5 separate regions of the Mus musculus genome follow, and all the other regions are linked to region 1. A link is a loop called in an ENCODE intact Hi-C map of the cell type or tissue named here. Cell type or tissue: heart. All regions are shown on one strand. Links, peaks and the distances in the headings refer to the core of each region. The heading gives the core; the rest is flanking DNA.

Region 1 (6,318 bases), core at 414-5,413:
CTCCTCCCAACTCTCCTCCCAACTCCTCCCAACTCCTCCCAACTCTCCTCCCAACTCCTCCCAACTTCTCCCAACTCCTCCCTCCTCCCAACTTCTCCCAACTCCTCCCTCCTCCTCCCAACTCCTTCCAACTTCTCCCAACTCCTCCCAACTCCTCCCAACTCTCCTTCCAACTCCTCCCAACTCCTCCCAACTCTCCTCCCAACTCCTCCCAACTCTCCTCCCAACTCCTCCCAACTTCTCCCAACTCTCCTTCCAACTCCTCCCAACTCCTCCCAACTCTCCTTCCAACTCCTCCCAATTCTTCAGCTAGCTGTTAAAAGCCCCCTACTGTCACCGCTCGGGGTCGAACTCCCCTGCCCTGTATGACAGAGGGACTTGGTCCTCAGCTAGCTGATAATAAAACCTCTTGCGGTTTGCATCAGGTGTGGTTTTCTCTCGGGTCACTGGGTGCTGGCCAGCTCATCCCGGGACTTGAGAGGAGGCCCAGCTTCGGGGGTCTGACAGTTTGGAATTCTGGAACTTTTCAGTGGGTATATAAATGCCAGGGCTCCAAGAGGCAGGGTTAGTGGTTGTTGGTCCCTTGGGGGAGGATTGGTTGTAGTTTGTTAGTCAAGCTCAAAGAAGAAACAGAAGGAAAGAAATTAAGTTCAGGACTCTCTCCCCCCTCTATCCTTCTTGCCCTATCCCTAGTGTTAGGGCATGAAACCAGAGCAGGAGGCCGGGGGAGAAGGATACATGTAGGAAAAAGAAGAACCCACAAAAATAGCAAAGACCAGCTATACCAGAAACAATAGTACATGCCTATATCTCTAGTGGGGTGGAGGCAGGAAGATCAAGAGTTCAAAGGCATTCTTGGCTATACAGAGAGTTCAAGACCAGCCTGGGATGCATGTCTTAAAAACAAACCCACCAACATGTGTGAGTGTGTGTGTGTGTGTGTGTGTGTGTGTGTGTGTGTTATGTTATAGATGTTCTGCCTGCATGCTTGTATGCACACTACAGGTGTGCCTGGCACCTATGGAGGTCAGGAGAGACGGCTGCATTTTCTGGAACTGGAGTTGTAGATTGCTATGAATCACCATGCGGGTGCTGAAAACCAAACCTTGGTCCTCTGCAAGAGGGCTCTTGACTGCTGAGCCATCTCTCCAGCCAGTGCTTTTGAGGCAAGTCTCACTCTACAGCCCAGGCTTCAGCTTCCCACGTGCTGAGATTACAGGCATGCACGACCATGCTCAGCAACTGACCAACAGGTCTTATTCGTGTCCTGCCCTCTGTGGAGAAAGCGCTGTTGGTCTGATCCCTTCTCTGGATAGCTCTTCACCCCCACACTTCCCTTAGAACTCCAAGAGTCCCATGTTTATCCAGGCCAACCATATCCTCAGTGAGGAGCACCTGCATTCCTTACCCGACCCGAGTCCATGGCTTCTGCCAGCCTCTCAGGGCTCAGCTCCGAGGAGCCTCTGGGTCTTTGGATCCAAGCCGACAGCTCTTTCTGAAATGGGTTGGTGGCTGGCATGGTGAGGGTGTCCTGGTGGGCAGCCACCCCCACATCGCCACCCCCATCTCACTTGTCACTTACACAAAGCCGAGTGCTGGCTAGCGCGGTCACCTTCAGCTGCATGAGGCTGTTCCTGGCTGGGCCGTGGGCGTCCACGAGGGCTCGGGATAAGTCCACACAGCGCAGCATGGCGCTAAGGTTCTCCTCATACCAGACCTCACTGCCCGGCCAGTGGAGGTCAGCTTCCAGAGCCCCCTTCCTGCCCACTCCATCCTCCCTTCTACCCTTCCTCTCTCTACTCACCTGGTCTTGGCAGTGGAGTCTGGTTCCTCCTCGGTGGGTACTGCCAACAGGGGCTGGAGTCCCAGGGCCTGCAGCTGCCCGACACAGTTCCTCACTTCCTCTGCTGTCTCCCCGGCCACAAACTGCCCGTAGATGGATGCTCGAAGAAGTGCGCCTGAGAGCCGGGATCCCAGGAGTCGCTGAGACCAGGCCTGAAACTGGGTGACAGGGAACACATGCTCAGAGCCAGGTCTGGGAGACTTCCAGGCCAGACCTTGTGCCTACTGCTCACCGCTAGTCCATGAGTGACCAAAGGGGGCCAGGCGCATAGGCGAAGCACTAGCAAAGCCCGTGCCAGTTCTGCGGTTCCCTTGACATGGAAGGCCCCACCATCAAAGCGCAGGGGCTGCCAGCCACCTGTAGAGGGCTTGGAGGGGCCATACAGCGGCAGACGCGTCCAGATCATTGCAAGTGCCTGGTTACCACCACACTAGGGGAAGGGGCCAGGCAGATAGCAGCTGTACCAAATGCCCCTTGCCCAGCTGGGGGGCAGTTACTGATTAACTGGGCAAATCTTTAGGATAGCAGTCTCTTGGGGTGGTGGTGGAGGGTTAATAATTAATGGTTAGGGACAGAGGTCAGAATAACAGGACATGTACGCCCCCAGTGACAGCCCCCAATAACCTTTCAGCCTGACAGTACGACAGATCTCAGCTGTCCAGCTTGCATTGCTGAATAAGCAGTTGGGCCCGAGAGCAGGGAACTCCAGGTTCAAGGCAGCCGGGATTTGCAATCTTAGCTAAGTAACATCCTCTCTCTTGTTGCGATGATTTTTATCCTTCAGGGAGGAGCACTGCACAGTTCTTGTGTACACTTAAACTGCACACAGACCACAGCCCTGCTGTCCATCCTAAACATGTAGTTTGCAGAACTTGAACATGGGCATCAGGAAAAAAACAACCCAAATGTCCACCAAACGGGACTGGGTGAGGCATTGAGGTGGGTGCAGAGGGACCCAGGCAATGGGTACTCTTCAGCAATGAAAAAGTGAGCTGTCATGTGACACCAAGTCTTTTATTTATTTTTTTAAACAAATAAAAGATTGTTTGTTTTTATTTTATATGTATGCGTGTTTTGCATAACAAACGGCTGAGTACCACATGCCTGCAGTGCCCACAATGGCCAGAAGAGGGCATTAGATCCTCTGGAACTAGAGCCGTAGAGGGTTGTGAGCTGCCAAGTGGTTGCTGGAACCCTAATTTCAGTGTTTTGCAAGAGCAGCCAGTACTTTTAACTGTGGAGCCATCGCTCCAGCCCTGGATTGTTTGTTTTAATTTTTTCTTTGATCTGCCAAGTCTGCAAGGTGTGCACTGTAAAGCCATTTCCAATGACATGCCCCCCTTAGAGGTTTTTTTTTTTTGGTTTTTTTTTTTTTGGTTTTTCGAGACAGGGTTTCTCTGTATAGCCCTAGCTGTCCTGGAACTCACTTTGTAGACCAGGCTGGCCTCGAACTCAGAAATCCACCTGCCTCCGCCTCCCGAGTGCTGGGATTAAAGGCATGCGCCAACACGCCCGGCAGAGTATTTTTTAAAAGATTTAATTTTCATTATTTTAATTACCTGTGTGTGTCTGTCTGTCTGTTTGTCTGTCTGTCAATCTGTGTACATAAATGGAGGTACCCACTGAGAGGCCTCAGATCCACCAGGAGCTGGAGTTACAGACAATCTTGAGTCAACCAGCATGGTTGCTAGGAACTGAACGTGGGTCCTCTGGAAGAGCAACCAGGGCTCAAGTCTATGGAATCTTCTTTCCATCTCCACTACAGTATTAAAACAAACAAACACGCAAACAAACAGAGTCTCATACCCAGGCTGGCTTTGAACTCCCAGCAATTCTCCTGTCTCACCACAACCTCCAAGTGCTGGCTTTACAGGCATACAACACCATGCTCAAGATGTGGTATTTATATATGCTCATCTCCCCAGAGGATGATGCAGCTTGGAGACTCTTCAAATTCCACTGGGTGGGACTCCTGTGGGGTCACAGAGGCATTAACACAAGGACACGGAGCTAGCAGTGTGGGAGCATAAAAATAAACCATGAGACGGTGTGGTTCCTTGCACCCGCAACCTCGGCACGGACGAGGCTGAAGCAGGGGACCTCAAACAAAGCAAAACAAGACAACAAAAACCATCCAACACCCCCCCCCCCCGCCACACACACACACACACAAATGAGAAGAGCTGGAGAGACCAACTCAGCAGTTAAGAGTATGGGCTACTCTTCCAGGTCCCATCCAGTCCAGATCTAACACCCTTGGATGCACGCACAAACATGCTAGAAAAACATACATAGAGGAAATAGATGTATCATGAGACGCTAAGTTGGCTCAGTGGGCAACGGTGACTGTTGACAAGCTCGGTGACCTGAGTTCGACCCTTGGGACACATAAGGTGGACAATGAGAACTGACTCCCACAAGTTGTCCTCTGACCAATGCATGCACTCTGTGGCATGTGCATGCTGGCTCACATTCACACAAAACAAACAAACAAATGTAATAATTTAAAGAACAGTTAAGATGAAACAGAATGGGTGGAAGAAGAGGCTCGATCGAGCGCTTTGTGTCTGTCAGCGCAAAACACACAAAACACAGCCAGCGGCTCAGGGCCCGTAGCAGCTCAGGGCCCGCAGCGACTCAGGACCCCCAGCGGCTCAGGACCCCCAGCGGCTCAGGGCCCCCAGCGGCTCAGGGCCCCTAGCAGCTCAGGGCCCCCAGCGGCTCAGGGCCCGCAGCGGGAGGTTTTGGATTGTTAAACTTTGAGAAGGAGCCCTACCGAGTAGCCTAAGCTGTCCTGTGACTTACAGTCCAGGTCGGTCTGAATCATGCTCCTTCTGTCTCAGTCTCCCAAAGGCTGGGAGTGTACCGACGCTAGTCTCGTCAAAAATTCCTGAACAAAGTTTTGTGGGCAGGTCAGGGAAGATTTTTACTAATAGCTCAAAAGTAGTTACAGTGGGAGGATCCAGAGCCCCCTCCTGGCTGCTGACTGGATTACAAGAGGACCTTTATGGGGAGGGGGCAATCACTGGGGATGAAGGAAATACTGGTCACCTCGGGTTGTTCACTGTTCTGTACAGTGGTCTAATCCGCTGTTTTCCAAAGCAAGACCATGTCACCATCTGCAAAAGCAGGGGAGGCTTTGAGTGATGAAAGCACTGGATGGCTAAGTGACAGCTTAAGTGACTGTAAGAATTGCTTAGAGGCTGGGAACTTGGCTCTGCGGAGAGCTCTTGCTAAGCATGCGCATGGCCCAGGACTCTGTCTCCAGTGCCGCCCACAAACAAAAAACAACCCCTAACTCAGAATACAGCTTGGCATGCTGAAGTAACTCGTCGATGCCATCTGTTATTGTTGCAAAACGGCCTTCATAATTGGATGGCACATAAATCCCGGAAGATGTCCTTCTTGTTTCTTCTGCCACATTGCCAGCCTAGGTTCCCTCCACCTACAGCCTTGAACTTGATTTTGCACATCAGTTTCAAGAAGGTCCCTCCCGCCAATGTACTCCTGAAATCCTCTCCCTCAATGCGGGCATGGACAATGAATCTTTAATCTTGGAGTCCAGGCACTGTTTACCTATTGAAGACCCTCCCACCTGCCCCCGACCAGACCTAACAGGAACCTCCAGAACTGCATCTTATCAATGCTAGATCAGGTCTTTTCAAAGGCGCTAGTACCGCCCCCTTGTGGAGATTTAAGGAAACTGCACCAACGTCTGCGCTTGCTCTCCCTTCTTCACCAGATAATCTCACCCATGCAAACCCCATTTGTTCTATTTAGCTAAAGTTGGATACCCCACCCCTAAAATGTTATTGTAGCCGGGCAGTAGTGGCGCATGCCTTCAATCCCAGCACTCAGGAGGCAGAGACAGGTGGGTCTCTGAGTTCCAGGCCAGGCAGTTCTTTATGTTCCGGGACAGCCACAGCTACACAGTCCGTCTCGAAACAAAACAACAACAAAATGTTATTGTAACACCCAGACATGGAGTCACATGCCTGTAATTCAATACTAGGGAGACTGCGACAGGAAAATTGAGAGTTTCAGCTCAGCCTGGCCCACATAGTGAGGCCGTCTCAAAACAGCAGGGGCAGCAGGGAGGGGGCCGGGCAAGGGATGCGGCTCAGTGGTGGAACTTTACCGAGCATGCGCAAGCCTCCGGACTCACTTAGCGGCACACACAAAAATTATAGTGGTAAAAATACACATAAATAAAAACTTATAACTTAGCCACTTAAAAAACCCTTTCATTATATTATTTTAAATTATGTGTCTGGGGGTGGATATGTGCTCATACATGCAGATGCCCCAGGAGACCAGAAAAGGGAGTCAGATCCCGTGATCTGGAGTTGTAAGTGGCCCTGAGCCTCCCAAAGTGGGTACTGGAATCGAACCCAGGTCCTCTACAAGAGCAGTACTCACACTTAACTGCTGACCTTTAACCTTTAACCATTGTTTTCTTTGTTACTTTTAAATTA
Region 2 (6,318 bases), core at 747-5,746, 120 kb before region 1:
AAATCACCTTGGACCACACAGTAAGTCCAGGCCAACTTAGGTTATATCATGAGACCTTGTGTCAAAAACCCAAGACAACAACCAAAGCTTGTCCACAGAGAAATTTTCCTTTTCTCCTTCTTTCCTCATCTCTGATTTTTTTTTTAAGATTTATTTATCTTATGTATGTGAGTACACTGTTGCTCTCTTCAGACACAGCAGAAGAGGGCATAGGACCCCATTACAGATGGTTGTGAGCCACCATGTGGTTGCTGGGAATTGAACACAGGATCTCTGGAAGAGCAGCCAGTGCTCCAGCCCCTCATCTCTGATTTTCAGGACAGATCCACCACCTCTGCTCTGCCTGCCAGGGGCTAGGATTAAAGGTGTGTACCATCAAGCCTGGCATTACAGAGGACAGTTTGTAATTCCTTTGTCCCCATGACAACCTGGTTTTTTTTTTTGTTTTGGTTTTGTTTTGTTTTGTTTTTCAAGTCAGGGTTTCTCTGTGTAGCCCTGGCTGTCCTGGAACTCACTCTATAGACCAGACTGGCATCAAACTCAGAAATCCACCTGCCTCTGCCTCCCAAGTGCTGGGATTAAAGGCATGCGACACCACTGTCCAGCTGTTTGTTTGTTTTTCGAGACAGGGTTTCTCAGTGTAACTGTCCCTGGCTGTCCTGGACTTGCTTTGTAGAACAGGCTCTCACAGAGACCATCTGCCTCTGCCTCTGGAATGCTGGAACTAAAGGTGTGCCCCACCCTACCTGGCTTGTTTTTGTTATTTTTGAGAGAAGGTCTCTCATGTAGTCTAATCTAACCTCCAACTCCCTATATTGTTAAGAATATCCTTGAATTTTAGATCCTCCTGCCTCTACGTCCCAAGTGCTGGGCTCACAGGTGTGCACCAGCTGGCCCAGTTCATACAAGACTGGGAATTGAGCATGGGGCTTTCTGCATGCTAGAGAAGCAGTCTGTACCAACTGCGAGACATCCCTCAGTCTTCCTGATAGTTCTTTAAGCAAACACAATTGAATAGGAAGAGATAAGCCCATTTTCTTGTTCCCGTGTAGCTCACCCTGCTGTATGCCCTTCAGTAGCTCACACTGCCTATAGGCTGCTCCAGACAAGACCACAGAATACCGATTCCAGGCATCTGGCAGTCACACAGGGGTTCTGCCACGTGGCTCCACCCCGCTTATCACAGTGCTGCTGAGAATAGCCCTCTTAGCTGGCCCTGGCCTTGCCTGAGACAGTGCACCTGTAGGCTGAACTGACCTTCCAAAGAATTGCTGAAAGTGTTATGTGGTTCCTCCCACCCATAAAATGCTGAGAACAGCGCCGCCAAGCATGGCAGGCCAGCGCAGCAGTTGCCCTGTGCCCACCCTGCTTTCCAAGCTTCCTGTTGTTGAAGCAACCAGCCCCAGGGATGTGGGGGGCTGAGGTTCTACCTGTACCTCTTCTTCCTTCTTGGCTTTTCCCCGCCCACCCCATCCCTGTTCATAAAAATGTGAGTCGGCCTCCCTTCCAAGCCCCACTTTACCCCAAGGGCATGGGAGGTTGTGGACCAGGAAAGGCTGAATTCTGGAGACTCGCACAATCCAACTGCTGGGCTAACCTTTCCCTGCCCAGCTGTCAGGCCTGGCCCTGTTTGCGGAGACAGTGTGGGTAACAGCTGACCAGTACCGCGTGTACCCACTGATGGGCGTCTCAGGCAAGGATGATGTCTTCGCTGGCGCCTGGATTGCCATCTTCTGCGGCTTCTCCTTCTTCGTCGTGGCCAGCTTTGGTGTAGGAGCTGCGCTCTGTCGTCGTCGGTACATGATCCTCACGGTGAGATCCCAGGACGGGGATGGTGGCACTTGTCATCAGTCATGGGTGACAGCGGGGCCACGAATGTGACTCATTCATGGCCCCTCACTTAAAGACCCCGCAAACACCACTTCATTCACCATGCCCTGGTACCATGGCTTAGCTTCAGCTGTCACCCCCATTGTATAGAGGAGCCTGGGTGCGAGGAGAAGAGGGATGTTCAGCACAGCTGCTAGGAGACTCCTAAAAGCAATATATATACATATATGTATATACATACAAATATGCACATATACACATACATATATGCATACATATACATATGTATATGTGTATGTACATGTGTGTAGATATGTAAATGTGTATGTATGTATGTATGTATGTAGTATGTATTTGAACTCAATTATTTGGTCTCCAAGGTCTGCGGTCCTGAGTTGTAGCAGCATTAACAACAAAAACTGTAATGACACAGCTATTGTTTACCAAGCATGCAACCCAAGCCAGGAGCTCAACAGTTTACACAGATTTGTTCATTTATGTTACATGGCCTCTCATGAAATGCCACCACTGCCGCAGCCTCTACACTATTTGACAGACACTTGGAACTGAGGTTCAGAGAGGTGCCTACACTTATCCGGGACCACACAGCCCAGTTATGCTTGAACCCGTCTGCTTTTGACTCTATGCCTCCTCATGGTTAAGCTTTACTGTATTGTTTTTATTGGTGTGTGACTTGTGTGTGTGTGTGTGTGTGTGTGTGTGTGCGCGCGCGCGCGCACTTGCTCGGTGTCCATGGGAATCAGTGGAGGGAGTTGGATCCCCTGAAGCTGGAGTTGCAGGTGGCTGTGAGTGGCCTGATTGGGGGGCGGGGGTGGGGCGCAGGTGCTGAACTCAGCTTCTCTGAAAAAGCAGCACCGGGCTTTCACTAAGCCATCTCTTCTGCCACGCCCCCTTTGTCTTCTCCCCTTGAAGCCCCAGCTGCCTCAGCGCCTCACCTGTTGGGATTATAAATGTGCGCCACCACAACGCACAAGCCCATCATCCTCTTTTTGTTTTGTTTTGAGGCAGAGCCTCACCGTGCTTCAGTTGGCCTTCAGCTTGCAACTGAACTGCCAGGCTCGGGAAGCCCCCACATTTGATCTCTGACACAGTCAATGAGCCTTCCATTTGCCCAGAAGCCACATGAAATTGGGTTTTTAAGCCCATTGCCAGGCAGAGAAATAAACCCGAAGCCCAAAGGAGGCCACTGCCTCTGCCAGGCTTTGGAGAGCGCGAGGGGTCCCATGCTTTCAGCTCAGTGCTTACTCTGCTGTGGTGGGACCCTTGGCTCCCAGAATTATCACAACAAATGTTTACTGAGCAAGGAACACTGAGCGCAACTTAAAACAAAACAAAACAAAACAAAAAACAACTGGGGTAGTGAAGGGAGCCTGGGGAAATGGACGAAAACCCACAGCCAGCAGATGCCAAGAAAAGCAGGTTGGGGGCAGGGAGTCCGCGGGGGCTTGAGAAATGTCTCTGGTGGACATAGCAGCATGAGCAAAGGTCCTGTGGCCAGAAGGGGGCAGCAGTGTCTGGCAGTCAGCAAACAGCACAGGGTGGGGACCAGGAGGGGAGCAGGTTAAGGAGACAACGAGGACTTTATTATGTATAAGATAGAGCTATTAACGGAAGGGCTTCCTCACCACTCCCTTCCTCCTCCTTTTATCTCATGCTACTCTCAAATCCGCCAGCTTCCACCTCAAGTGCTGAGATTCAAGCTGTGCCCCACCACGCCCAGCTGCCCTCTAGGTTCTGTCATTTCTCCCTCACCCCCAATCATAGACTCCTGTCATAGTAATTTAATCAAAGCCTGAAAGTCAATCTAACTACCTTTTTGTTTGTTTGTTTGTCATTTCTTTTGAGATAGGGTCACTCTATGTAGCTCCAGCTGTCCTGGAGCTTGCTCTATAGACCAGGCTGACCTCTAACTCCGAGATCTTCTACCCTTGCCTCCTGAGTGCTGGGATTAAAGGTGTGAACCACTACTGACCAGCCAAGTGTCGAGTTTTCAATCTCCCACCTCACACACTAGTTTCAAAAATCACTCTCTCTTTCTGTTTGTTTGTTTGTTTGTTTGTTTAGCATGCTTTCATACACTGCTGGGAACTGAACCCAGACTCTTGTACATGCTGGGGAACGCTCTCCCTCGGAACTAAGGTTCTAACGGGCTAGATGTAATGGTACAGCTCAGTGCTTATCTCTTGGTGGTATGGGAGGGATACAAATTTCTGTAAATTTAAAACCAGATTGGTCTACATGTAGTGATTTCCAGGCTACCAGAGAGGTCTACATAGTCTCAACAAGAAAAAAAAGTTTTATTTGGGCCCAAGGCACCTATGCATGGCAGCCTGCCTTTGCACCAAGGGCCACCTTTGCTCTCTCTACAGTACCTGCTGCTGATGCTCATCGTCTACATCTTCGAGTGTGCCTCCTGCATCACATCCTACACCCACCGCGACTATGTGAGTGGGGAAGGGGGCAGCAGGGGCAGAATGATGCCGGGAGTGGTCACGGTGGTGGTGAGGGCATCCCTAGAGTTGCATAGCATACGCCCAGTAGGCTCCCATCCCTAACCAAGCTGCCTTCTGCCCTTCTGTCCTTCCTCCTCAGATGGTGTCCAACCCATCCCTGATAACCAAGCAAATGTTGACCTACTACAGTGCAGACACTGACCAGGGCCAGGAGCTAACCCGACTCTGGGACCGGATCATGATTGAGGTAGGTTGGGCCCTGTGTACTCACCTGACAGAATGACTATTTCCACTCTGGGGACTGAGGTAGGGTAGCAGTGCCTTTGGTCACTACAGTTTCGTAGACCACAGACCCAGAAAAGGAGTTTCCCTTTCAGGGCTGTCTGCAGTGAAGTAATGAAGGTGTTTCTCCTCCATTATGACAGTCATAAAAACTTTACTGCCAACCCAGGCTACCCTTCAGCCTACTATTCTTCTCTTTTCGCCCTCCCTCCCCAAACAAAGCTGTTTGTGTTGCTAGGGATGGAATCCAGGATCTCATAACTTCTAGGCAGGGGCTCTCCTGCTGAACTCTTCATTACCCTACTTCCCACTGCTCTGTCTCTGTCTGTCTGTTTGTCTGTCTGTCTCTGTATCTCTCTCTCTCTCTCTCTCTCTCTCTCTCTCTCTTAATGTTTGAGATAGGGTTACCATGAGTTATTTGGGCTACCCTTCAATTCACTATGTAGCCCAGGCAGTCCTTGAACTTGTGACTCTGACTCTCTGTCTCAGCCTGTTGAGTAGCTAGGATTACATGGGGAGCTCCTTTATTACATTGTAAAATATCTATTTATTGAGGGTTGGGGAGATGGCTCAGTGGTTAGGTGTTTGTTCTACAAGTGAGAAGATCAGAGTTCAGGTCTCCAGAAACCCAGATAAATGAGGGCTGGGGATGTAATTTCAACCTTAGAAGGTGGCGGCGAGACACACACACACACACACACACATACACACACACAAAGTCCTTGGGTTTTTTGTTGTGTTTTGTTTTGTTTTTTTGGGTTTTTGTTTTGTTTTGTTTTATTTTGTTTTGTTTTGTTTTTTTGAGACAGGGTTTCTCTGTGTAGCCCTGGCTGTCCTGGAACTCACTCTGTAGACCAGGCTGGCCTTGATCTCAGAAATCCTCCTACCTCTGCCTCCCAAGTGCTAGGATTAAAGTTGGATGCCACTCAGCGTGGCGAAGCTACAGTCTTAATTGCATCCAACATAATACTGTGCAAGAGGAGGAGGAGGAGGAGGAATCTCAGCTCAGTTCAGCCCAAGTCTGCAGAGGCCCAGCAACTGAACTATGTTTAAAGGTACCCACACTTGTCTTCCTCAGCTAAAAGCTAAAGCTAAGGCCTTCTACTAAAATGCTCATTTGAGCTAGGCATTGTGGTACACTGCTGAAATCCAAGCACTTGGGAGACTGAGGCAGGCAGCCACCAGCTTGAAAACAGCCTGGGTTACACAGTGAAACCCTGTCTCAAAAACTACAACAAACCACTCAGTGGGTTGAGAAATGCCATAAATCTGCCTTTTATAAAATTTGATTTAAAAATGTTATGTGCATGAGTGTCTGTGTGTATATGCATACTTGTGTGGGGATTCCCACAGAGGTCAGAAGAGGCCATCCAATCCTCTGGAACAGAGTTATAGGTAGTTGTGAGCCATCCAACATGGGTCCTGGGAAGTGAATTTGGATCCTCTTGATGAGCAGCAGGTGCTCTTAGCTGTTTGCCCTCCCTCCCCCGAAATCAAATTTGCCGGCATGGTTATCAGCAATGGTTTGTGCCAAATCTATTAGCTTACTGGTGCACAACCTCACCTCTAGCCCTGCCTAAACCCTGGCTGTTTCTCCAGCAAGAGTGTTGTGGCACATCTGGCCCCATGGACTGGGTGAATTACACATCAGCCTTCCGGGCAGCCACCCCGGAAGTGGTGTTCCCGTGGCCCCCACTGTGCTGTCGTCGGACAGGCAACTTCATCCCCATCA
Region 3 (6,318 bases), core at 534-5,533, 120 kb after region 1:
CAGTGAATAAAGACAGTGGAAGTGGTTCAGGCAGTGGCACACACACACACATGCACACACCCAGACTCATACACACACACACACACACACACACACACACACACACACACACACACACACGGTTTTAAAGCACAAAAGAAACAGACGAAGTTAACTTAAATTATCTTTCCCTTGTCTTTGATTACTTAGTTAATCATTCACAAATCAAGGAGGGCACGGTGGCTTGTACCCAGAGCCCCAGCACTTGGATGTTAGAGGCAGGGGCATGAAGAGTTCAAGGCTATCTTTGGCTGCATAAAGAAATTGAAGCCATCCTGGGCTACATGAGCTCTACCACATATTTTATCATTGACATATCACGCTGCTATCAGTTCAACACGTCATCTACATTTTAAGTGATTAAGACTTTTTTTTTTCACTCTGTTTGTCATACTAAGTCTTTAAGATCCGGGCTACATTTTGTCCTGGGAGCACATCTCAGTGAGGACCCAAGAGTCACCAGTGTGTGAGGCTGGAGAGACGGAAGAGGTAATTGTGGCAGCATGAGAAGGAAAAGAAGCTGCTTATCCTGGAGCCTGGTGGAGGCCTCTCTGCCGGCCGAGAAGCAAGAGCGTCACCGCACTAACATTTGCTGTGAAAGTTCCACTATGCAGATAATATTGTTTTCTGTGTCAAACCAGCAATGGCCCAGGCTTCAGGCCTAAATGCGCGTGATCTCGGGAAGGGGCGTACTTTCTCTCCTGCACATCTTTCAGGACTCTCACGAACAGTGCTATGAAATTTGTTTACACCGAAGCTATCCTAGCTTCCCGTATCCCTGACATCTAGAATTTACCTTATCGGTTGTAATTCTGCCAGGTGCCTCTTGGGAGCCACCCTTAGCGACTCTTTAGAGATAACTTCCATTGTCACCAAAGTCCTGTATGTGGCCATTGTAAAGATGGTGACATGAGACTCATCTTTGGAAAGCTCATGCCCCTGCCGTCAGGTAGGCCTCACTTCGTGCTAGAACACCTTTCTTTCTCTTCACCTCTATTTTAAAATATATATTTTTAAAAAGTTTTAAACAAACTCCACCTCTATTTTATACTGGCCTACCCTGAAATTCTTTTTAGTGACAAAACCAAAGACCCAGTTTTCCCAGAGTCGGGGTCCCTGAACCACTAAGGGAGCTCTTCAGGCTGCTTTAAGGAACAACATGGAGCCATTTCTCCGTCTTCATCTCCGGTTACCATGTGGACTGCATCCAGCAAGTCCAGCATCTGCTATCATAACAGGACCAATGAGCTGAAGATGGAGAGTCGCTCCCCTCCGGAGTGACAAGGATGAACATTAGCAATGAAAAGTTTAAATTGCGGGGGCGGGGGGTGGGTCCTCGAGGGCAGACCAGTAGGTAAAGTATTTGCCATGCGGGTGTGAGAACCAGGACCCATGTCAAGCTGAATGTGGTAGTGTTTGTTTGCAATCCCCTGTGCTCCTCTGAATAGGCTGGTAGAGACAGGAAAAACCCTGGGAGCTAGTATGCCATCTAGTCTGGCATACTCATTAGCAAAAAGAAAACAAACAAACCTAACCTCCCAAACCAGAGAGAGGTCACTTCAAGCTAAGTCGAAAGTGAAGACCAATTCCCGAGGTTATCTTCTGGCATCCACGTGTGTACCCTGGCACATGTGCACACACGCATGCACACACAAAGACATTCGTTTCTGTAAAACGAAAAGGAAAGAAGGAGGGGGAACAGGAAAGGTTTCCTTTCTAAAGTCTCACTGTAGTTTTATAACAACCAGGCTAACAAGACTCAAAGCCAACACTGACACTATTAACATTACAGAAAAAGGCTGGGTGGCAGTGGCACACACCTTTAGTGCCAGCGCTCCGGAGTCAGAACAGGCCTTTAATCCCAGAGCATGGGAGGCAGAAGCAAGTGGATCTCTGTGAGTCTGAGGCCAGCCTGGTCTACAGAGCAAGCTTCAGGACAGCCAGAGCTGTTACACCAAGAAATTCTATCTTGGAGGGGGCGGGGACAACAAAAAAAGAAACCCATCAAATTGGACACAGATGAGAGGGAGGGGACACTTATAGAATAAAAGACACAAAGAAACTCCCAACAAATAAAATGTACAGACTCTGGGGGGTTTTTTGTTTGTTCTGTTGTTGTTGTTTTGGTTTTTCGAGACAGGGTTTCTCTGTGTATCCTGGAACTCACTCTGTAGACCCGGCTGGCCTCGAACTCAGAAATCCACCTACCTCTGCCTCCCAAGTGCTGGGATTAAAGGTGTGTGCCACCACTGCCCGGCTGGATTATAATCTGAACAAACCAAGAATTGATAGTTTATAAAAACAATCAGAGATATTGTTAGTTTTATATGTGCTGGCTTTTTTTTTTAAGAACTCAGTGTTTTAGAGATACGTATTTATAGATGAAATTATAGGCTGTCTGGGATTTGCTTTAAACTAATTGGTTGGGGGAGGCGGAATAAATAAAACAAGATTGGCCATATGTTGATAATAATTGAGGCTGGGAGATGGGAACTTGGAGGATCGTTATATAATTCTATTTTTGTGAATAGCTAAACATTACCATAATAGGGTTTTAAAGTGGGGAGGCATGGTTGGAAAGAAAAAGAAAAGAAAGGAAAGATTTTTGTTTTGTTTTTCGTTTTTCTTACTTAGCCACGGCTCTCAGAGAAAAGACTCCCTAGCCAACATGGGACAGTTTAAACACAGGAGAGAAAGCTGGCTAAAGGGGTATTTGCAATGGTGCAAAATGCTGGTCTCTTTATTTGCTCCAGTAAGGAATGCCTTAGACTCTCCAGACTAATCAGCAATTTTGACATCTGCGATTCCTAAACCAGTACTCCGGTCTAATTTTACCGCTAAGGTCCAGTGGGATCAGCAGGCCTCTTGCGCAGCGCCACCCTCTTGGGCAAGGTGCTCGCTCAGTCTCCACATCCCCCAACCATACCCGTACATCCCATGCCTCACCCGCTCTGTGCATTTAGTGAGGCGAGCACTAAAGGGGCGAAACCAGAACAAGGTGAGGCCGAGGGTGTCTGTGATGCCTTCTGGGAAATGTAGTTCTTCCTCCACGCGGGAGCCGACACTTATCTGATAAGCAAGACTACATGTCCTACAATGCGCCGCGCTCACGGCAGCCCCATGGTGTGTTGCTGCCTCCCGGTGGCAGCTAGTTGTTAGGACCGTTAGGACCACGTTTGAAAATTCAGAAGACAGCAGTAGGGGCGGGGACAATGTTGGGAATGCAGAGTCCTCCAGGAACCTCTGGGAAGCCAGTACAGAGATGAGGCTGCGAGACCTGAGCCAAGAAAGGGTTGTAGTAATGAAATTGGAGGAGAGCCCGGTATGAGGATTAAATGAAACCAGGACAGCAACTGTTGGCTGTATGGTTGGTTATTACAGAATAAGCACTTTTCATGTGGCAAAGAACTGCTTCAGAGCTTTACACGTATTAGCTAATTTAATCCTCTCAACGGTCATTCGAGCTATTATCAAACCCTTTTACAGGAGTGAAATTGAGGTCTAGAGAAGAGGCCAGAGACATTCAGCTCGTCTGTGACAGAGCTGGGATTTGAACCCAGGCTGTCAGGCTTCAAAGTCTGTGTCCTTTTGACTACGAATATCTTACTGTCCTTTTGAGCTATTTAAAAATAAAATTATGGTGTGTGTGTGTGTGCACGCGCGCAGGATCCCCCTGTATCTGTCTCCCTAGCCCTGGAATTACCTGTGTAGTAGAATCCGAACTCAGCTCCACATGCATGCATAGCAAGTTCTTTACTCACTGAGCCATCTCCCCAGACCATTTTTAAATTATCTTGAGGTTGTCATTGGCACGAATTGACTCAAAATGGCCATTAGCTTATGAATCTCTGAGTTGGGGATTATCAATGCTCTTCCTTTCCAAATGTAGGACTTAGCCCCATCCCAAGGACAAAGTTTACAACCAACCTACATTTATAATTAGCACATGAATCCACACAGGTTCTATCCATACAAATCAGATGTCTGATTAGCGTTGGATCAGCGGTGGTTTGTGTTGGGAGCTGGAGTCATTATGATTCCATAAGCACACAGATCTGTACACAGACGCTCCTTTGCCTAGAAGCTGATTCTCTTTTGGTCTAGGTGGATTCATCCCATACAGCTTTTATCACGTCCCTGAAGCCCATCACTGTTATCATCAACAGGAAGGCCTTTCCTGATGGAATGCTTATGAGGAGTGTGGTACCTGTTTACCATCATCCCTCAGCGTTACCCTAAAGACTAGTAATGGCTAATCGCCATCATCAACTTGACTGCATTTGGAAGCCCCTGGGAGATTGGTGAAACACACTTCAGAGTGTGTCCATAAAAGCATCTTCAGAGAGAAGTGGCGGGTATTCAAGTTATCCCAAATTGAGAGCATCATTCCACAGGCTAGGAGGCCATAAAAAAGAACCAAGGTCCCAGCATTCCCCTGTTCCAGGTCACCTTCCACAAGCGCTATTCTGATCTGTCCTCTCTGTCATGGTGAACTGGACCCGCTGAAACCAAGACTCAAAATAAGTCATTCCCCCTCAAGTCCTTTCTGTACAGCGTTTTGTCACAGTGCTGGGAAACCTGCAACTAACATACCTACAAGTCAAGGCTGGCTCACTTTGTCCTCCAAGGGATCAAGTTTGAGGTCATGTACTCCAAAGGCAGATGGATAGTGAGGGTGGAACTGGAAACTTCTCCCTGGAGCAGGACTTGATTTAGCAGATGAAGGGAGATTCCCCAGCCCACTGGGGTCTGGGGATGTTTAGTGGTACCTCATGCTCTGCTTATAGACCGTGGCTGGGGTGGGGGGGGCGGGGGGGGGAGCTGGGAACAGTCTCAACTCCTTTTGTATCTCAGATAACTGTGTGACCAGTTCTCTGCAGTAAAATGTGGGCAGGAGGACAGTAGATCCCCTCTGGACAACTTGAAGAAACCAGCAACTCTCCATCCTACCCCCTCCCACCTGCCAGGTGAAACCAATCATCCTGAGCCCCAGGATATAGTAGGGTCACAATATGAATGAGTGTGGTGTGTGAGTCACCAAATGGAGGACACCAGAACACTTGTAAGAAACAAAATACGAGGGCTCAAGAGATGACTCGGGGGTCAAGAGCACTAGCTGCTCTTCCAGAGCTCCTGAGTTCAATTCCCAACACCCACATGGTGGCTCACAACCATCTGTAATGGTATCCAATGCCCTCTTCTAGTGTGTCTGAAGACAGCTACAGCGTACTCATATAAATAAAATAAATAAACCTAAAAAAATAAAAGAAACAAATTATGGCACTGGTGAGATTGGTGCAGCAGGTAGCATTTGTTGAGCAAGACTGATGGCCCAAGTTCAAACCCCAGTCCCTAATAATGGTAGACAGGGCAGCTAGATTTAACTCAGTGATAGAAGGATTGCCTGCTTGGGCTGAGCCCTGGGTTCCATCTCCAATACCACCAAAAGAAAAATGAAAATTTTCTAGGCATGGCAGTGCACATTTTTAATCCCAGTACTCAGGCAGCTGTATATCTATCTCTATGAGTTGCAGGCCAGCCTGGGCTACACTCTGAGTTCCGGGGCAGCCAGAGCTACATAATAAGACCCTGAATCAAAAGAAAAAAGCAGCTGGGATGAGAGAACCAATTCCAGAAAGTTGTTCTCTGACCTCTACGCAGGCACCAAACCATGTGTGCCCCTCCCCCCCCACTCCCCACGTGTTCACATACACAATAGTAAGTAAAGTTTAGGAAATAATAAAAGAAACACGATGTTGTATAAAGTCAGTGGAATCCAGGAAGCTGTGTTACAGCAGCTAGCATTGCGCTAATACACTGACTTTTCCCATGTGGGCCTCTGGTATCCATAAATCTTGAGTCACTGTGCTAAATGAGCCTCAGATCTCCATTGTGATATTCTGTGACGCTCCCTGCCCTCGGGGACCGGGGACCGTTAGCTGCTGTTGGTCCAGGAAGCAAAGGGAACAGAGACAAAGGGGGACGGTTGGATGGGGGTCGGGGGTTGGAAGCCCCATCAGTGCATGCGATGAATGATCATACCAGGACCAGCTTTGGGGAGTCAGATCAACTTTACTTGGGGTGATTCAAGACTTTGGGGGACTGGGAGTAGGAACATCCAGGATGGGCAAAGGTCACTGGCTGAGGGCTTGGGGTACTGAAATGTCTCATTAGCATGGCGAAGCATTTCAGGAATCTCAGGTGCCAGCTGAACATGTTCTCATTAGGAGAAAAGAAGTCGGTCCTGTAACCTAAGGCCACATGACATTCTGCAGGTAG
Region 4 (6,318 bases), core at 480-5,479, 52 kb after region 1:
CAAACCTATTTTGAGAAATTAGGGGCCGCGGGGCGGCGGTGGAGACTGAAAAAAAAAAAACCCAACAACACCCCCCCACACCCCCCATGGACTAATCAAGGTCGCCTGAAGAGTGGCATGGTTTAGGAATCTATGGATCCGTTTAGAAAAAGTGGGAGTGTAAGTGGGCGTGGCCGAAAGAGAGGCAAGGCTTAGATCAAGAGACCTTTTAAACCAACAAGATTCAGTAAGTGATGGAGCCCAATGAGAGTGGCTGCCTGCCTAAGAGACGTGCAATGAAAAGGCGGGGCTAATACAAAGAAGAGTTACTTAGTAGCTAAACAGAGAAAGGCAGGAAGTGAAAGAGCAAGAAACCTGATTGCCGAGCAGGGTTGCCTTCAAACGTGGGCTCAGAGAAGTTGAGTTTGGCATGTCAAAGCCTGAGGACCTTTATCAAGGCCTCGTGAGAATGGTGAACTTAAGGGAGACCACTAGGGTATGACCAGTGGACCCGAAGCTTAGCATCTGAGGCTTACAAATTAACCTGTTAGTTCTATAGACAAGAGACGAAGGCCCAGGGATGTCCTTAGGAACCAAGACACGTAAAAAGGAACTGCTCAAGCTGAGATTAGTGACATGGGCCCATAATCCCAGTTATTGGAAAGGCTGAGGTAGAAGGATCACAAATTAAAGGCCCTCGTAAGCTACAGAATGAGTTCAAGACCAGTTTAGGAAATGTAAGGAGACCTGGTCTCAAAATAAAAAGTAAAAAGAGGGCTGGACATGTAGGAGTTTGGTGGTAGAGCATGGCTTTGGCATGTACAAGGCTCTGGGTTCAATCCCCAGTACTGCTGCCAAATGAGAGATGCAGAGGGTGGGGGTCAGCCAGTAGGTTGATCCCCCCCCCACCTCCTCCCACACACATTGTGTCCTACAGATGTACCCCGAGCTGCACATAGCACGCGTGGAGCAGGCTGCACAGGCCATCCCGATGGAGCGCTGGTGTGGGGGTACCCGGAGTGGCAGATGCGCCCACCCCCACCATGAGGTTGTGCCCTTCCATTGCCTGCGTGAGTCACCCGCTGGGGGGTGGGGTGGGAACTGAGGTGAAGTGGGAGTCTACCAGAGATGACTTTGGTCTACATTTGAAGTCTGGGTGATGGGCTGAGAAAGCTATGAATGCCTGGCCTCTGAGGTGGGCAGGCCTGGGTGATGATTCTGGTGATGATTCTGGTGTCTCCCATTCCCCAGCTGGCGAATTCGTGAGTGAAGCCCTGCTAGTGCCCGAAGGCTGTCGGTTCTTGCACCAGGAGCGTATGGACCAGTGTGAGAGTTCAACCAGGAGGCATCAGGAGGCTCAGGAGGTCAGGGCCTTGTCCTGCCTGTTTCCTAACCCTAGGACCTGGGAATCTAGGCCCTTCCTTCCAGAACCCAAGCGTTCAAACTGGGATGTAGGCAATCCATTCCTCAGCCACTCCTAGAGCCCAGCTTCCAGGCTTTTCTGCCCACACTCTCCAACCAGGTCCTCCTGGCCTCCTCTTCCTGCAGGCCTGCAGCTCTCAGGGCCTCATCCTGCATGGCTCTGGCATGCTTTTGCCCTGTGGCTCTGATCGGTTCCGAGGTGTGGAGTATGTATGCTGTCCACCTCCTGCAACTCCCAACCCATCTGGGATGGCAGCTGGGTGAGTGACAGAGACTCTTTCTGTACCCACCCCCCTTACCCCCAAGGCTCTAGAGGCCGGGCATGGAAGCCTGGGAGCCTCTCTGGAGATCTTACTGGCTGAGTCTTCTGCTCCTTCAGTGACCCCTCTACCCGGTCCTGGCCCCTGGGGGGCAGAGCAGAGGGAGGTGAGGATGAAGAGGAGGTGGAATCTTTCCCTCAGCCAGTAGACGATTACTTCGTAGAGCCCCCTCAGGCTGAAGAAGAAGAGGAAGAGGAGGAAGAAAGGGCCCCACCTCCCAGCTCCCACACCCCTGTCATGGTTAGCAGAGGTGAGGCAGCCTCCTCTGCCCCCTCCCTCTTCAGCATTTGTGGTTTGGGTATTTGGGGGGGTATTGGGGTGCCTTTAGGAGTGACCTAGTGGGAAGGGGCACAGCTGGGGGGAATGGAAGAGATAGCTGTGGCTTTGGATATGGTAGATTAGTCTGTGAAGAATGGAGGGGGAGATGCCTCAAAAAGGGATGCCCGGAAGAGGGGTCATTTGACAGACGTTGCTTTGAAGATGACATGATGGATTCCATAGCTTTGCAAACACTGGTTAGGCCTGGGACCATGATGCCAGGCAACAACCGCGGCTAAACTGGATGCATGCTGGTATCTAGTGCATCCTGGGCAATGCACTTCTCAGGGAGGGAAAGTGACCTGCCTGCCTGACCCCTTGTCTTGCAGTCACTCCCACCCCAAGGCCTACTGATGGTGTGGATGTTTACTTTGGCATGCCTGGGGAAATCGGCGAGCATGAGGGTTTCCTGAGGGCCAAGATGGACCTGGAGGAGCGTAGGATGCGCCAGATTAATGAGGTGATGAGACCAGGAAACCAGCATTCCCGCAGGATTCCATAAACACAGGGAAATTCTTTATTGACGCTCCCTCTAAGGATAACCAAGCATCCTTCGACCTGAGCCCACACTCAGGCAATGGATTACTGATCTGCCTTGCAGACCACTGAAATGCCACCGGATTCCATAGGCACTCTGGTCTATGGCACAATCCACTTTAAATTCCATTGGAGCTGGTTGGGTGTAATATCAGATGCCTTAATCTGGATGCTTGAGAGGCTAAGGCAAGAGGATTGGAAGGCTAAGGCCAGCCTCAAATATATAATGACTTTGAGACCAGCCTGGCTACATGAGAACCTGTCTCTAAAGAAATAAAACAATAAATAAACCCTCTGGTTATTCCCTCTTGGGAACCCGAAGTTCAGCGGTATTAGGTCATCTTCGACCTCTTAGACCTTGGAGATGAGTAGGGGGACTCCCTGTATGGAGCAAGATAGATCATGGGATCCTGAAGTGTCCCCATCCACCCCTAGGTGATGCGTGAATGGGCCATGGCTGACAGCCAATCTAAGAACCTGCCAAAGGCGGACAGGCAGGCCCTGAATGAGGTAGGACTCCTTCCTCCTCCCTCCTCCCTCCTCCCTCCTCCCTCCTCCCTGACTCTCCCTCATGCCCCGCCCACTACTGGGGGCCACTCCGTCCATTTCGGTTCCTTTCAACTCACCTGTTCCCTCCCAGTCCCACCCTTACATTTGGCACTGCCTCTACTCAGAATGGAGCCCAGGGCTTGGTGCATGCTGCTGAGCCAGCACTGCCCCCTGGAGGCTGGCTTTGGAATCCTCTCTCAAACAGGGAGTCATGGCCAGTCCTTTCTCTGAAGTTTTTCCATCAAAGCTAGCCCCACTCCCACCCCCGCTGTAGTTGGTTCTGTCCTTCTGGTCCCTCTCTAACAAACCCAGCTTCCTAACTCTTGGCCCCACTTACCTGTGGTTGGTTGCCTTTTTGAGACCCTACCTATGTAGAATCCTCTTGATCAGCCTCCAGTCCTGAGTCTCACTCCATTACCGTTGTGGAGGCTCAGCCTGTCTTTTGGGTTGGAGCAGCCCAAGCCTGCCTTCTCTTTAACTGACCATTTCTGCTTTTAGATTGCTCCCACCTAAGTAGAGCCTACACCCTCAGGCTAGGGCCCCGCCCCCAACTCTACCTGACCCTGCAGCCCATCCCTTCCATTGAGCCTCCCATCCCAGATTGCCGCTGTCCGGAGGAAGACCCACTGAAGCCCACCCTCTTTGTTCTAGATTCACATCTATTCAGGTTTTCACCCACCTGCTCTCTTTCCTACTTCTGCACCTCTCCCTAGCACTTCCAGTCCATTCTGCAGACCCTGGAAGAACAAGTGTCTGGTGAACGGCAACGCCTGGTGGAGACCCACGCCACCAGAGTCATCGCTCTGATCAACGACCAGCGCCGAGCAGCCCTGGAAGGTTTCCTGGCAGCCTTACAGGGCGATCCGCCTCAGGTATGGGAAGGTAGGGGTGGGGCAAACACCAGTTGAGAAGGATGAGGATCAGCCTGGGACAGCCTTGGTCCCTTCCACAGGCTGAGCGAGTTCTGATGGCCCTGAGGCGCTACCTGCGCGCCGAGCAGAAAGAGCAGAGGCACACTCTGAGGCACTACCAGCACGTGGCCGCAGTGGATCCTGAGAAGGCCCAGCAGATGCGCTTTCAGGTACCACATGCTTCCGGTCCCCGGATGCTAACCCAGCCTCCTCTCTTCCGCCCACCCGCTCCCCCTCTAAGAAATGTTCCGTGTATGAGTGTTTTGCTTGTGTATCTGTTTACCACATGCATGCCTGGTCTGTGAAGAGGCCAGAAGAGGGTGTTGAGTCTCCTAGAAGTGGAGTCACAGACTTGTAAGCCATGTGGATGCTGGGAACTAAACCTGGGTCCTCTGGAAGAGCAGCAAGTGCTCTTAATGGCTAAGCCATCTCTCCAGGCCCCAGGTTCTTTTCTTGACCCTCATTTTCAGTTTAGAACCCTTCACTATGCCTGGAACATCCCCTTTGTGTCCCTAAACCCTTTCCAGTCCCTCCATTCTTATCCCTCAAATCCCAACTTCTTTTTTTAAGATTTATTTATTTATTTACTGTATATGAGTACACTGTCACTCTCTTCAGACACACCAGAAAAGGGCATCAGATCCCATTACAGATGGTTGTGAGCCACCATGTGGGGTTATTGGGAATAGAACTCAGCACTTCTGGGAGAGCAGTCAGTGTTCTTAACTGCTGAGCCATCTCTCCAACCCCAAATCCCAGCTTCTTGATGCTGGAAAACTGCCCCTAAAGCATGCACAAGCACCCACACACGCGCACTCACACGTGCGCGTGAGCACACACCTATCATACTGTTCTTTTGACTCCCTTCTTGCCCTCAGGATTCCCACTTCCTGTCCCTTGGAATCCTATTTCCTGTCTCTTGGATTCCTGTTTCCTAGCCCTTGGATTTTACGTCCTTTCCCCAGAAACCTTTCCCTTGCTCCTGGAGTTTGTCCCTCAGCATTCCTCCCTAGCCCTGTTTTCCCTAGAACCTCTGCTGCATGCACTAAGATTCCATCTACTTCTGGTTTCTTGGACATTCTCATTTGTTCCTCAGATGCTCTCCTCTGTGCTCCTGAATAGCAAGCCTTGCCCAGGAATCAGACTCCTTTGTGAATCCTCTGGACCGAGTCCTGCCTCCCCCACAGCCCCACATGTGTTCCTCCAGCCCTGCTTTCTCCCTCTGACCCATGAGTTTACTTTCTCCATTGGTACCATCTCTCTCTCTCTCTCTCTCTCTCTCTCTCTCTCTCTCTCTCCCTCTCTCCTTTGTTTTTGCTTTTGGAGAGAGGGTCTCACTACTCACTATATAGTAATCCTGTTTGCCCCTGGAGCTTGCTATGTAGACCAGACTGTCCTTGAACTTACAGAGATCTACCTCTGCTTCCCAAACACTGCTATTAAAGGCACGCACCATCACACCCAGCTCTCTCTCTCTCTCTCTCTCTCTCTCTTTCCATATATATATATATATATATATATATATATATATATATATATTCTTTTTTCCTTTTTCTTTGTATCCTACCATCATCTTGCCTCCAGTACTGTTTTCCTCTGTCCAAGCCTTGAACCCCTCGTCTTGTACACATCTCCTCTTCCTTTTCTCTGCATCCCATTTCTCCTGCCTTAGCTTCCTTCCCCTGTGGCTGGGTGTCTGACCCTTATGCCCTACTTCCTGTTCGTGCTCCATGTTCCATTTCCACAGCGCCCGTTGAGTTCCCCTTTCATCCCGTTCTTCTCCAGCCCATGCTGCCTGCTTCATCCCTCATGCTCACTCCCCCACAGGTCCAGACCCACCTTCAGGTGATCGAAGAGCGAATGAATCAGAGCCTGGGGCTGCTCGACCAGAACCCTCACCTGGCTCAGGAGCTGCGGCCACAGATCCGTAAGTGCCTGTTACTTTTGTCCTGAACTTCAGAGCTCCAAGGGCAGACTTTGACGCCCAACCCTCAACCCATCCTTCACTTAAATCACCCTAGAACTTGGTAGTTCAAATTAAGAGTCAATTCTTTTTCAATTAATTTGAATCATTTTCCTCTGTCTGGTCTGGATTGGTTTTCTTTGGTGGTATGGCTAGTAGTCAATTAATTGTACAGATTAATTTAAGCAGTGGTTTGTTTTTGTTGTTTGTTTCTTTGTTTCTTTGTTTAGAGATAGGGTCTTACTTTGCAGCACTGACTAGTCTGAAACTCACTATGTTAGATCAGGCTAGCCTTGAACTTTGAGCAATCCTTCCTGCT
Region 5 (6,318 bases), core at 940-5,939, 58 kb before region 1:
AGGCCTGCGTGGTGATAGAAGCCCAAAGTGGGGTCAATTTGATGGGAGCCTTGACTGAGGGGTGACAGTAGCGTCCCTAGAGAGGTGTCCTGGGTCGGGCCGGAAAGCTGGGAGAGGGCTTAGGGAGGCTGTCTAGGTTACTAGGGCTCAGGTAGGCTTAGGGGTGGAAAGGTCTCCGAAGGACATCTAGGTGTGGTTGGGAAAGGCTGTCTTGACGGCGATTGGGACATCTGGCTGGGCAGTGGAGTCAGATCGGCTTTTAAAAGAGAGCCTAAAGAGGCTTCCTGGGTTCGGTCCTGTGCAGCTGGGACCCCTACTTGGCAGCAGGTGGTGACGGAAGTTGGGCCTGGGCCGACGCTGGTGTGGCCTGGATGGACAGGACACCCTCAGGAGACAGTGCTGAGGTCACAGCAGCAGGGTCCACACCAGGAGGCAGGCGGTATCGGCGGTGGAACTCTCGAGCAATGAATCCGTGTTCATCCTGAGGGTGGGGTACAGGGAGAGATGGGCTTGAGACTCCTACCCTCCTGCCTACCCCGCTCCCCAGTCTGGCATGCAGACCTACCGGGCGCTCCTCGTGCCGAGCATGGACCTCCACATGGTCGTCAACCACCTTGACAGAGATTTCCTCTGGCAAGAAGTGCTTCACATCCAGCAGCACGGAAAAATACCCAGAGTCCGTGGACACCTGCACACATGGCGGGTAGGGGTGGGGCGTCGATCGGATAGGGGTCTTGGCTTCTGGGACCCAGCACTCTCTATGATACATAGGTTACAGTGCTGCTGCCGAGGACTTGTGTAGACTGTCCCCTCTAAGTCACCAGAACCTCAGCCTCATAATAACTGGCCCCCCTCCCCTTCAAATACTGGGTCCACCTCTTTGTGGTAACCAAGTTAGATATCTACCCTATAACCCCCCACCCCATGTCCTTGACTCCACAGTCACCATTTCTGCTACGAGACCCCACCATGCTAGCAACCAAGATGCCACTTCCCCATCGCCAGAGTTCTTACTTAGGTCATGGGACCTCCTGTGCCCTTTACGGGTACTTTCCCCTCGTTTAGAGTGCCCAAGACCCCCTTCATCAAATCACAGGATCCCTCTTGAAGATGCAGCATCACCATATGCAACCCTAGGAACATTACAGCCCGTCGGGACTCACTTGTCCTTTCCCCCAGATTCCCGGCTCACTTGCCCCACCCTTCACCCCCTCAGAAGATCAGTAACGGGGGGGGGGGGGGGGAGGGGCTCAGAATACCGCACTCAAGGGACACCCAATGGCCCCACTGAGGGGTGACATTCTCCTCTAAGTTAAAAATCAACAGACATTCCCGCACCCCCGGCCCGGGGTTAGACCCCCCTCCTGGCCCCCAGTCTTGTTAGTAGTTGGATTGGCCCTCTCCCTAGGCCTGGCACCTGGGCTGTGGGTAACGCCACACTGGGGGCGCGCAGATAGTAGGGGGCGATCGCAGCAGGGCACAGTGAAGCCAGCTCTGCCTCAAGCAGCCCTTCGCCGAAACGCTGGTCAAAGAGGCGTCCCGGAGCAGAGAAACCTGGTAAAGGAGCTGAAGCACGGCGCAGCCAAGAAGGCTGCACAGGCACGGGGATCTCCATCCTGTTCCTACGCTGCCACCCTGGGCCCCGCAGTGCCCAAACGCACGCTGGCTCCGATTTATACTGTGCCCTGTGCCGCCCCTGCGGCGGGCCTCTCAGGGACACTGGGATTGAGGCCAAACTCAGGCATTAGTATTCCTTATTTAGAAACTTCAATAATTACTTGGCCAGTTATTAAACGCCTGCTGGATGCCCGGAAAAGGACACCAGGGAAATGTCATTAAGCCTTTTTCCATTTCTGTAAGGGGAAGCTAAAAGTCTAGGAGGCAGACCCTTATAGGTGTGGCAATCATTGTGGCAGTTGGGACCCTGGGTCCCGATTAGTCCCCCAAAGAGTTCTCAGTCCTCTTAATCCATCTCCGCCAGGCTGGCAGCTCTGAGGATGACGCATCAGTCTTAGTAACAGACTCCTGGAGAATGCTGCACCCATGCCAGGCAGTCAGGAGGACACAGAACAGACCCTACCCCAGAGTAGGTCGGGCCTAATTCTGTGCCTCTGACTCAGCCTGGGGTGCTCAGCGGCCAGGGGGCATGAGCATGAACACTCCAGGTTGGCCCCCGGGGGCTGCGCGCCGGGGCCCGAAATAGCTCGTTTTGATCCCACTACCTGGGCCAGGAGCCCGGGCCTGGCAAGGAGTACGGCCAGCTGCTCAAGAGGAAAGTGGTTAAGGTGACCATCAGGACGGGATAGCAGTCAAAGTAAAGACAGACGTCTCGGGTTAGCCCTGCAATAGTAGCTAGGCTGGAGTCAGGCCTTCGCTCCAACAGGTATCCTGGCGGTTAGAAATAAGGACTGAGTAAAAGGCAGGACTCTTAGCGCTCTTCAAGCGTCAGCCCGGCCTTTGATCCTTACTATTGGTCTGAAGTCTTGCCAATTACTGCTGCACGCTCCAATCAAACACACGCTCTCCCAGTTCGTCAAGAGAGAACGCCCCTCGGCCGCTTTCCAGTTACTTTTATTTTCTAGTCTATCATTGGTCGCTTTGGAGGCCGCGCTCCTACTCTGCACAGCCAGAAAGGGGCGGGGCTGACGGCGTTGCTTAGCGAGGAGAGTAGGCGCAGGGTTGTTCCGCGAAGAAGCTCCGCTGGCGCTAAGGCTGCGGTAAATGCCGACAAACTGACTGCAGGTGAGGTTGGTCCTCTTTCAGAGACCACAGGAGGCCTGGGAAGGCAACACGGGTTTACGTGAGCCTGAAGTCTCCCGCCCAATCTCAGGAGAACTACAACTCCCAAGATACCACACAGTTTGGGCCCTCCAACATCTCTGAGTGTCTCATGTCTTTTGTTCCCGCAGGGTGGGCCGAAGAAGAGTCGAAAAGAAATTTGAAAATTTAGTTCGTTAGTTTCCAAATTGCCCCAGACATCTAGGGGTGTTGTCTATGAACTTTTTCACTTAGGAGGAGCCCAGTGATTCATGGGGATTGTAGTCTCTACTGCCCCTTTCTCTTTGGGAGTCATGCCACCACCTCCCCCTTCCCTTAACAGGTTTAACCGGAAACATATTGTGTACGGTTTCGTCGTGGCTCTTTGTTAATGTTTTGTTTTTGCCTATTGTTTTCATTCTTTTTTTCATTTGTATGCTTTTAAAAAAAAGATTTATTATTTATTTTAGGTATATGAGTGCTCTCTCTGCATATACTCCCGTGTGCCAGAAGAGGGCATCAGACCACATTACAGATGATTGTGAGCTACCATGTGGTTGCTGGGAATTGAACTCAGGACCTCTGGTAGAGCAGCCAGTGCTCTTAACCACCGAGCCATCTGTCCAGCCCATATGGGTGCTTTTTAAAATGATTTGTATTGTTGTTGTTGTTTAAGACAGGGTTTCCCTGCACAGCCCTGTCTTGGAACTCACTTTGTAGACCAGGCTGGCCTTAAACTCCTGCCTCTTCCTCCTGGGTTCTGGGATTAAAGGCATCCACCACCATTCTTGGCTACATTACTTGGGTTTTTTTTTTTTTTCCTCGTGGAATTAATTGGAGCTTCATGAAATGGGCTTCTTGGAACATGTTTAAAGAGGTAGAAATTAGTTACCTTGATTTGACTGTAACATATTGTATACACGTATTGAAATATCATACTGTGCCGCATAAACTTGTACAATTAGTGTCAGTTAAAAACAAAACAGAACTATGCAACAGACCAGGTTTTTCCTGAATGGGGCTGGAAAAAGGGCTCATTGGTTGGGAGCAGGGGCTGGTCTTCCAGAGGTCCCAGGTTCAGTTCTCAGCATCACATGGCTACTCACATTCATTCCAGGGTCTTCAAGGGCATTGCACATACATAAATGTGCACAGGCACATGCAGGCATAATACTACCCATGCATACAAAATAAAAATAAATAAATCTTTTTTTAATTGCCTGAATAGTGTGAAGAAGTTGCAGTGTCTAGCCTGTTTCCTGATAGTCTGATTCTGTTAGCCTGGAGTGGGAACCCACTCTCACTCATCCTCTGGGGGTGTGCATGGGTACCAACCCACTCTCACACATCCTCTGCAGGACCAGGCACATCCTCTCCCACTGAGGCCAGGCAAGGCAGTCCAGTTAGAGGAACAGGATCCACAGGCAGGCAACAGGTAAAATGTTATTCTTGTTTTGAGACAAGAGTTCTCTATGCAGCCTTTGCGTATGAGTGCACTTGTTTCTGTGTGTGTGTGAGTGTGAGAGAGAGTGTGTGTGTGTGTGTGTGTGTGTGTGTGTGTGCACCCTGTGGAAATCAGACAGGCTCAGGCGTCTGTTCTCATCTTTCACCATGTTGAGCCAGGGTCTTCTCTTTGATGTTCACCTCTGAGGCTCGCTGACTTGAAAAGTTTTAGGGGACTCTCCCGTATCCACCTCCCACCTCTGTATAGAAGTACTCGGATTGCAGATTGTGCTACCACATCTGGCTTTCCATGGATTCTATGGATTTGAACTCAGGTCCCCATGTTCGGGGAGCAAGCATCGTATTCACTGAGCCATCTCCTCAGCCTTTGCTTTGGAACTTTGGATCCTTCTGCCAGAGCCTCTTGAGTGCTGGGACGACAGATGAACATTACACATTTGGCATTAGTCTGTAATTTTTAAAGTCCTAGCACTCAAGAAGTTGAGGCAGGAGGATCACCTCAAGTGCAAGGCTAATCATGGCTACAGAGTAAGACCCTATCTCAAAAATAAAGCTCCTACTAGGCTACCAGAGTTGAGAACTACCAACTACTAGTTTCTAGGTTCTTCTATGTCTCTATCATGGGACTTAGAGCTCATGGGAATTATGGGAGTTGTGATGATTCATGGGGATTGTAGTCCATTTCTGTGGGAAGCCGTTGCAGAGTGGCAGTTGCAGAGTGGTAGTTGGCTACTGCTGGCCACCACACATACACAGGCAGTGAAGGTTCTTTTGCCCAGATGAGAGACAAGTTAACCAATCAGATGTGAGACACGCCTCTCCTAGGCCTATATAAGCAGCACCAGTTCTGGGCTCGGGGTCTTTTCGCCTCTACAGTCAAGCTCTCCCAATAAACGTGTGCAGAAGGATCCTGTTGCAGCGTCGTTCTTCCTGGCCAGTCGAGCATGCGCAAGACATTTCTTCCAGTAATCTATAGGAATTGTCAGCTTCTGTCCTCCTCTTACTATGCTCTGCTTCTTTCATAGCCTGTTAGTTTTCACCTCCCAAGACAACCCCTTTGGAAATGTTCCCCAAGGTGGACAACCCTTTGGGCCATCAAGAAACCAGAACTGGAGCCACAAGGTGAGGACACTTTTTTTGTTTGTTTGTTTTGTTTGTTTGTTTTTTCGAGACAGGGTTTCTCTGTGTAGCCCTGGCGTGAGGACACTTTTTAGGTAAAGTTCTGTGCCTCAGACTGGTAGCTGTCAGTGACCACTAGAGGGAAGGAAGGCATGCAGTGAGAGATTAAGAGAAACCCCTTACCCCAGTGCTGGTGGTCTACGCATTTCTAGCTCTCTAGCACCTGGATCCCTGACCACAGCCCCACTTAGGTAGTTAACTGAACCTCCCGATGGTAACAGTGTGGGATGTTTCCTCTTTCTGACACCCTCTATGTGTGTTCATTCCCCTATGAGGTCACCTTTCTGATCTGATCTTTACTTCTTATGTTTTCTCCCTATTTAAATCCCGGGTCCATCCAGGTCTCAAAGGCCACAAGCTCCCAAGGCCACAGCAGCCAGTTCCGATGAGCTGTCTGAGGAGTCCTGGCCATCTAGTTCATGGACCCCTTCCCCAGCCAGTACCACTGAGGGACAAAGTACCTCTCCACCCTGCAACTTAATTGACAACGAGGACTCAATAGTAGCCAAGTGAGTACCAGAATTCCTGGGGGGCGGGGGAAGAGAGGAAGAAGGCATCCCATAATAACTATCAGAGACAGAGCTGTTTATGCAGTACTTTTTTAGGACCAGGCATTTCATCTGTAGTATTGAGGGCTGTAGAGCCTGGGTTCAAATCCTGCTTGTTAACTTACTCCCTATATTGCTTTGGTCTCAGTTTCCTTCAACTGGGAATATTAATCACACACAAACATTGGAGTTGTTTTGAAATCTCAGTTCCTCCATACAGTGAACTATAAGAGCACCTGTTGCCAGGTGGTGGTGGTGGTGCATGTCTTTAATCCTAGCACTTAGGAGGCTGAGGCAGGAGGATGTCTGAGTTTGAGGACAGCCTGATTTACAGAGTGAGTTCCAGGACAGCCAGGACCACACAAAGAAA

The links. Hi-C counts contacts between places; a loop is a spot of excess contacts. Peaks named below come from ENCODE experiments on the same cell type or tissue, not always from the same donor. Only the 100,000 strongest peaks of a DNase experiment are listed, where the experiment ranks them.
Region 2: it touches region 1 in a loop (3-fold over the local background); 8 of 42 quality-filtered maps call a loop at or near these places.
Region 3: it touches region 1 in a loop (7-fold over the local background); 9 of 42 quality-filtered maps call a loop at or near these places.
Region 4: it touches region 1 in a loop (4-fold over the local background); 16 of 42 quality-filtered maps call a loop at or near these places.
Region 5: a loop joins it to region 1, with 5 times the contacts of the local background. A loop is called at or near these places in 10 of 42 quality-filtered maps.

The regions. Positions count from the first base shown.
Region 1 is chr7:30,489,615-30,495,932 of GRCm38, reverse strand. It overlaps Prodh2 (proline dehydrogenase (oxidase) 2), which reads right to left and starts at 2,275. Exons shown (of 10, transcript NM_019546.5): 1 at 2,076-2,275; 2 at 1,805-2,001; 3 at 1,583-1,721; 4 at 1,409-1,495. The coding sequence starts at 2,249. In heart, for the core only: CTCF peaks have their summits at 2,965 (motif pointing right) and 5,339; no DNase peak of the experiment used is centred there; H3K27me3 peaks cover 2,723 bases.
Region 2 is chr7:30,605,108-30,611,425 of GRCm38, reverse strand. It overlaps Upk1a (uroplakin 1A), which reads left to right. Exons shown (of 8, transcript NM_026815.2): 3 at 1,612-1,812; 4 at 4,221-4,295; 5 at 4,444-4,551; 6 at 6,186-6,318. Among named protein-coding and RNA genes, the nearest start is that of Upk1a, 4.5 kb to the left of the region's middle. In heart, for the core only: a CTCF peak has its summit at 3,356 (motif pointing right); a DNase peak (open chromatin) is centred at 1,185.
Region 3 is chr7:30,370,514-30,376,831 of GRCm38, reverse strand. No RefSeq gene overlaps it. Among named protein-coding and RNA genes, the nearest start is that of Lrfn3, 11 kb to the right of the region's middle. In heart, for the core only: a CTCF peak has its summit at 3,174 (motif pointing left); a DNase peak (open chromatin) is centred at 3,101; H3K4me3 peaks cover 733 bases; H3K27ac peaks cover 526 bases.
Region 4 is chr7:30,437,823-30,444,140 of GRCm38, reverse strand. It overlaps Aplp1 (amyloid beta (A4) precursor-like protein 1), which reads left to right. Exons shown (of 17, transcript NM_007467.3): 3 at 917-1,049; 4 at 1,231-1,343; 5 at 1,528-1,661; 6 at 1,781-1,971; 7 at 2,369-2,499; 8 at 3,012-3,086; 9 at 3,839-3,997; 10 at 4,078-4,206; 11 at 5,864-5,963. Among named protein-coding and RNA genes, the nearest start is that of Aplp1, 4.6 kb to the left of the region's middle. In heart, for the core only: a CTCF peak has its summit at 3,306 (motif pointing left); no DNase peak of the experiment used is centred there; H3K27me3 peaks cover 3,946 bases.
Region 5 is chr7:30,548,632-30,554,949 of GRCm38, reverse strand. It overlaps Proser3 (proline and serine rich 3), which reads left to right and starts at 2,645. Exons shown (of 12, transcript NM_001382459.1): 1 at 2,645-2,742; 2 at 4,116-4,192; 3 at 5,247-5,343; 4 at 5,742-5,909. The coding sequence starts at 5,285. It overlaps Hspb6 (heat shock protein, alpha-crystallin-related, B6), which reads right to left and starts at 1,649. Exons shown (of 3, transcript NM_001012401.3): 1 at 1,418-1,649; 2 at 566-688; 3 at 1-481. The coding sequence starts at 1,615. The coding sequence ends at 314. Gm38670 (predicted gene, 38670) reads right to left here and starts at 2,122; the gene lies at 2,046-2,122. In heart, for the core only: CTCF peaks have their summits at 1,770, 2,398 and 3,252 (motif pointing right); DNase peaks (open chromatin) are centred at 1,559, 2,479 and 4,129; H3K4me3 peaks cover 2,659 bases; H3K27ac peaks cover 2,526 bases.